2 separate regions of the Homo sapiens genome follow, and region 1 is linked to region 2. Evidence: chromatin contacts called from ENCODE Hi-C or POLR2A ChIA-PET data. All regions are on one chromosome and are shown on one strand. The core of a region is the stretch at or near the end of the contact, and the rest is flanking DNA. Distances in the headings are between cores, read along the strand shown.

Region 1 (2,793 bases), core at 32-2,531, 480 kb after region 2:
TGGTTTTAGGACTGAGTAGCAAGCTTCAGGAGTACCATGGGGCACCACGTTGTGTATTGAATCTGTAGCAGGAATGTCCAATCTTTTGGCTTCCCTGGGCTACACTGGAAGAAGAAGAATTGTCTTGGGCCACACATAAAATACACTAACACTAATAGTAGCTGTTGACCAAAAAAAAAAAAATCTCAAAAAAAAAATCTCATAATATTTTAAGAAAGTTTACCAGTTTGTGTTGGACCACATTAAAAGCCATCCTGGTCTCCCTGCGATCCACAGGCCACAGGTTGGACAAGCTTGCATAGGGCTTCAAAGTATTGGGAAATCCCTGTGCTTCTTCAAAGTCAAATTTTTAAATCAATGGAGGATGAACAGGGTGTGAGCAGCCCTTGAGGTGGAGGGCGGTGAAAGGAGGCTTCAGGCCCGAATTAGGGCTCCATCCTGTTTTTGGGTACCTGGCACATGCTTGAGCCACATTTGATATAAGCCATGCTCAAAAAGAAGGCAGCTCTATCCCTTCTGTGGCTGGAGGCCAAGGGTTCTCAGAAGCACAGCTCAGATGGTGGAGCTTGAATTCACACCTTCCTGGCACAGCATCATGACCTATAAAGACTGTGTTCTTGCTTCAGGGAGAGCAAGGGGGAGAACAGGAGGAAGTGCTAACACCTTGCTTTTGTGGTTTCCTAGCGTCTAACTCTAAAAGACATGTGTTCCTTCCATTCCCACCTTCCTGTGGAAGGACAGATCAGACCCCTGACCATCGCCTCAGCTCATCATTGCGTCATCTGGATGGCTTCCCTAAGCTCCCACCTGGGCCCAGAAAGGAAACGGCTTATGACCTGCAGTCTTTGACTATCACCATCTCCATTCTATTTATGGCCCTGCTGCACCTCTGTGCAAATTAGGAGAAGGTGACCCTCTTGTGGGGATGGAGGAGAAGGACAAACCAGGCCGTGATCTGGCCAGTAAAGTGGGACTGGGCTGGCTCCTGGTGGGCTTTGGTAAGGTGTAACCTGCACCATGGTCATTACTGCCCAAAATGAGAGCCATCAGCTTGCTAAGAATCGCTGAGCCCGGAGCGCCACTCTTGGGTGAAGATGCTTCTTTCAGATCCCCGCCTACCCACCTGCAAGGCTTGCAGGAAGTCTTGAGAAGAACCAAGAAGGAGGCTGATGCTCCTAGTTGTTCATGAGCAGCCAATGTGGTAGGCTGATGCCTAACAGTTTCCACCTTCTTCTGCATTTGTGGCTGAGGATCTACCCATGAGCCCCACAGAGCAAGAGCTGCCAGATTAATGCTCCTGCCTATGACATGGAAATTGTCAAAAATAGACCTGAATCCTTGCCAGGCCTCCCCATGATTTCTGTGTAGTATGGCCTTAAATATATTAGATAAGTCAGAAGCCTAAAATAGCTCAGCTCTTAGAATAACAGAATTTGGTCCCCTCCCACTTCCGTAAGTTGAATTCTTAATTGCTAAATTTCAGGCTTTTTTGTTGTTGTTTATGTAAGAATTTCAAGGCCACAACTCCATATTTGAAGTAAAGTGCTCATAAAATTAATTGCAAGGTAATTTGCCGTTAATAGTTATCTGATTTCTACTTTGATCTAGTGGTTGTTAAGAAGAGAGGTTTTGGTTTTTTTAATCTTGATTTTGCTGTTGATTCCTACTTTTAATTGCTGTACTGGAGAAAATGATTTCTGTGGGCTTCTTTGAGGTACAGCACATGATTCACAATTGTATATGGTCTGATAACATAAGAAAATAACATTTTCTCAGTTAGTAGAATACAAATACTTAAAAATATATGTTTTTAAATATTTGAAAAGGGGTCTGCTGATTCCATTATTAATGTATTGCATCCTTACTTGATTAAATTACTTTTGTTTCTGGAGGATTTTTTTGTATATGTATATTTGATGCTGTGTCCCTGGTGAGTTATAAACTCCTTGAACTACAGCTTTTATCATGCATTTGTTATAAATTTTTATTCATTTTATATATATTGATATTGTCAATCCTCCTTTTTAAAATTTGGATTTGACTTTATAATTCTGCACATCCTTTTCTTTTCAACATTTGCCTTCATTTTTCAAGTGTGTTTCTTATAGACAGCACATGTCTGTATTTTTTAAAAACCCAATTTGATATTCCTTGTTTCATAACAGGAAAATTTGGTTCATTTGAATTCAGTGTGAAGATTAATATTTCGGTGTTGTTCTCACTTTATTTGCTATTTACCGTTTATTCCTTTTTTCGATTTTTACCTCTCTTTATATTCTTGCTAATAATATTAAGCTTTTTGCTAGTTCTGTTGTTTCTCTTTTGGTTTTTGAATTAATGTTATTTTATGATTCCCCATAGCCCTAACTATAAACTTATTCTAACAATATAAACTATTCTAAAAATCACATATAATTTATGTGTCTTTATTTATGTGTCTTTATTAACACATAAAAATTAATAAGTAAGTGTAACCACTCGAGTATTTAATTTGCCATTCCTCCTGCCCCTTTAAAAAGGAGACATTTCCACTGGCCCCTGCTCTTCCATCCTGAGCAAACTCCCCACCTTCACAGTAGCCAACACTTGGGTTTACAGCAATGGTTTCAGATTTTCAGCGTTTCATATCCTGGCTAACATTTTTGAGATAATAATTTCTTCTGTTTAGCAATAAGTTCTTAAGATTTAAATATATTCCAGTCATATCATTTTATTAATTCATTTTTTTCTCTATACCTTAAAATCTATGGCATCTCATGGTTCGACATTAGGAAATCCATCACTATGATTCAG
Region 2 (2,962 bases), core at 372-2,871:
CCTTAGAAACTACCTAGAGAAGAAAATGGAGCATCAAGATTGTGCTTTACCCTTAGCATCTCTGCTTTCATCTTTTTTACATAATGAGCTTTAGTGTTTACCTCTCTGCTCACCAAGTTTTATTCTACTCAATGCTCAATTCGAAGGCTGCCTGTATCATGAAGATTCCCTCCATCGAAACCGAGCTTCTCCTTGTATAGAAAGACCATGTTTATTAAACTCATTTGCTATTGTATGTTACCTTGTGTTATTTTTTGCATCTTTGTTTATATAGATTTTGTTTCCCTAAGTAGCCCAAATATTTGAGAGTGGTCCTACCATTGACCTTTGAAACCCCAGCAATCAATACAGTCCCTATACATAATGTAGTGCCAATAATAATGTGCTAAGTATGTAATTTTTTTTCTACTGCTTTTAGTTTTTTGCACAACCTACCCTACGGAAAAAATTAAACACGCCCTCTTTCCCACTTCAACTAAACTTTTTGTTTTCTTTTTTCCATGTTTCCTAACGATCTTGATGAGCAATCAACAAATATACATTGAACACTCTCTCCCTGCCAGGTGTCAGGTTAAGCACTGAGGATCAAGGTCAACCAGACAGGTATAATACCAGTCTTCACTGAACTTACACTCTGGTGAAGGAAGTAGGTAAAAATTAAAAAGCGAATAAAATAATTGCAAGAATTATTAAGTGTCTTGAAAGACATAAAGGAACTACTTTCAAACAATTCATTTGTAATACAATTGGTAAAATTATGACAGGTCAGGGCAGCCCTCTGTGTAGACTATAAGATAAGCTAAATTGGAGAAAGGCAGAGGGAGTCATTACATTTGCATAAGCATACAGTTTGTATAATTTTAATCCTGTGTAGTTTCAACTTTACTATATTTTTTAATGAGCCTTGTTAACTTTAGATTTTAAGTCAAGCTATAAAATATATATAACTGAACCTTACATACCTGAGTCCCTCTACTGCTGATTTTGGGAAGAAAAAATAAACTTCCACATCTTCAGATTTCTCAGGAATCGGGCACCCCGCACCATAGCCCTTACTTGTGAGGAGTAGACTTCAAGAAGTAAGTGGGTGCATGTGAACGCGCAGGCAGACTAAAGGCTACAAAAGGGGATGAAATATGGTTTCTCAGGGTGCCAAATTTTTCATAAGGTGCAAATGACTTCAAAGGATAAAAGGGGCTAGTATTTGAAAGGGTCGGGCTGCAGAAGGGGTACAACTGATGAAGTCCCCAATTTCACTGTCTGGGGTTCACTCTTGATTCATTTATCCATTAGCATTTTGGGCTGGGAAGTCTTTGGTGTATACCAAAGGCTTTCAACTCCTGAGGCCAGGGCCCCGTCCTGCTGCCTGCAGGCCTGGCACTATGTCAGCCTATGGCAGGGGCTCAGCAAACACTTGCTGGGCCGGTGCCTCCAGCTCCACCCGAGCTGAGTCTGCTTCCCAGCCGCGCTGCCCGCTCTGCTCCCCGCACCAACTAGCCCGGGCTTGCTGCCCGCTAGGCGGACTCAGAGACCATCCTCCCCTCTCATCCACCCGCAGACAGACAACCCACCTGGAGACCCCAGCCTCTCGCGTCACCACCGCCGGATGGCCGCGGATAGCTGCCGGGAGTTTCCGTCTTGGTCTCCTTGGTTACCGCGTTACCTCGGTACCCATAGCAACCAGAAAGCTGGGTTCTGCCACTGTCCGCCGGCAGAGGGCGAAAAGGAGCCTGCGAAATGAGAGAGAATGGTGATCACAGGAAGGAAAAGGGCGGAAAAACTCAACAGGCTCTGGAAGCTTTCCGCCAGAGAGGATCTTGGAGATTATGTATGTGCTAAACCTGAGCATGTGTCATATTCCAAGCACAAGTGAGAGACTTATATGTCATATTTGATTCTTCCTCATAGCAAGCCAGCTTAAATCTAAAAAAATTAAGGCACAAAAAATTTGACTATCTTAATCCAAAATTACAAAGCTAGCAAATGGCAGACCTACAAATTAATTCAAGGAGTTTAGTCTCAGAACTCCCACATTTATGCTATGTTTAAATGATTTATCAATGGCTACCATAGGCAAAGTCAATAGAGATTCCAGGTCTCTTCAAAAGTCCAGAACTCTCTTTTCTTTGTACCGAATACATGACCCGTGGAGTCTAATGGGTATAAAACAAAAAGCAAAAGCAAATATATGCACACACACACACACACACACACACACACACACACACACAGTTAACCCACAATTCTCAACTCAACTCTTCCGAACAAAGCTGCACCTGTAGTGAATTTATCTTTGGCTTCCTAAATATGCTGTTTTTTATCTCCCTTTTTAAATACTGCAAGTAGGATGTGTGGTTGGTACTGCACTGTATAGGCTTCTATGCTTAACCACATTGCATCTGTCTCGGTACCAGACTAACAATCCTAACTATTACAGTTAATGTACTAATCTTTACACCATTACTTTTGACATTACTATGCCTGCCAATACCCATTTAAAAAAAAATAATGATTTCACTTGGCATATTCAATTATATAAGATTACAACCACTATGGATAAGAGAAGACAATGGTAGTCTTCTGGTTATAAGTCTGGATTTTGGAGTCAGGCAGATTCAAGATTGAGTGCCAGTACTGCCACAACTTACCTGCTGTGTGACCATGAGCAAGTAACAATGCTCAGTCTAACTGCTTAAATGAGATAACAGTACAGTTAGTCCATACGTAATGTAGTATGGAAGAGTAAATGAAACAATAAATATTAAGTATTTAGCTCTAAGCCAGGCCCATATTGAGTGCTTAATAAACAGTAAGAAACAGTGGTGCTGGTGTGGCTATGATGGTTGCTATTAACGTGTTCATGGTATAACTTTACCACGTCCTTCCTTTAACTTTAATACAAGAACTAGTTTCAGGTGGATGTGCGATACTACTGGTTTTCTTGCACAGACTATTTCCCATA

Evidence for each region. Hi-C counts contacts between places; a loop is a spot of excess contacts on that map. ChIA-PET counts read pairs that join two places held with the same protein, here RNA polymerase II (POLR2A). Pooled maps may share reads with other maps.
Region 1: a pooled map shows a loop between it and region 2 (2.7-fold over the local background). The contact joins the enhancer-like site here to the promoter of ZBBX in region 2. A Hi-C loop is called at or near these places in 1 of 168 maps with a recorded cell type or tissue (GM12878), 1 of 37 single-sample maps with no recorded cell type and 4 of 50 pooled maps. POLR2A ChIA-PET finds 5 or more read pairs at or near these places in 2 of 52 experiments (OCI-LY7 and activated naive CD4-positive, alpha-beta T cell).

What each region holds. Positions count from the first base shown.
Region 1 is chr3:167,863,355-167,866,147 of GRCh38, forward strand. No RefSeq gene overlaps it. Among named protein-coding and RNA genes, the nearest start is that of SERPINI1, 130 kb to the left of the region's middle. Within about 2 kb of position 1,282, at least 2 of the 41 ENCODE cell types and tissues checked have a DNase peak (open chromatin) inside an H3K27ac peak, as active enhancers do.
Region 2 is chr3:167,378,676-167,381,637 of GRCh38, forward strand. It overlaps ZBBX (zinc finger B-box domain containing), which reads right to left and starts at 1,622. Exons shown (of 22, transcript NM_001199201.2): 1 at 1,572-1,622; 2 at 963-1,117.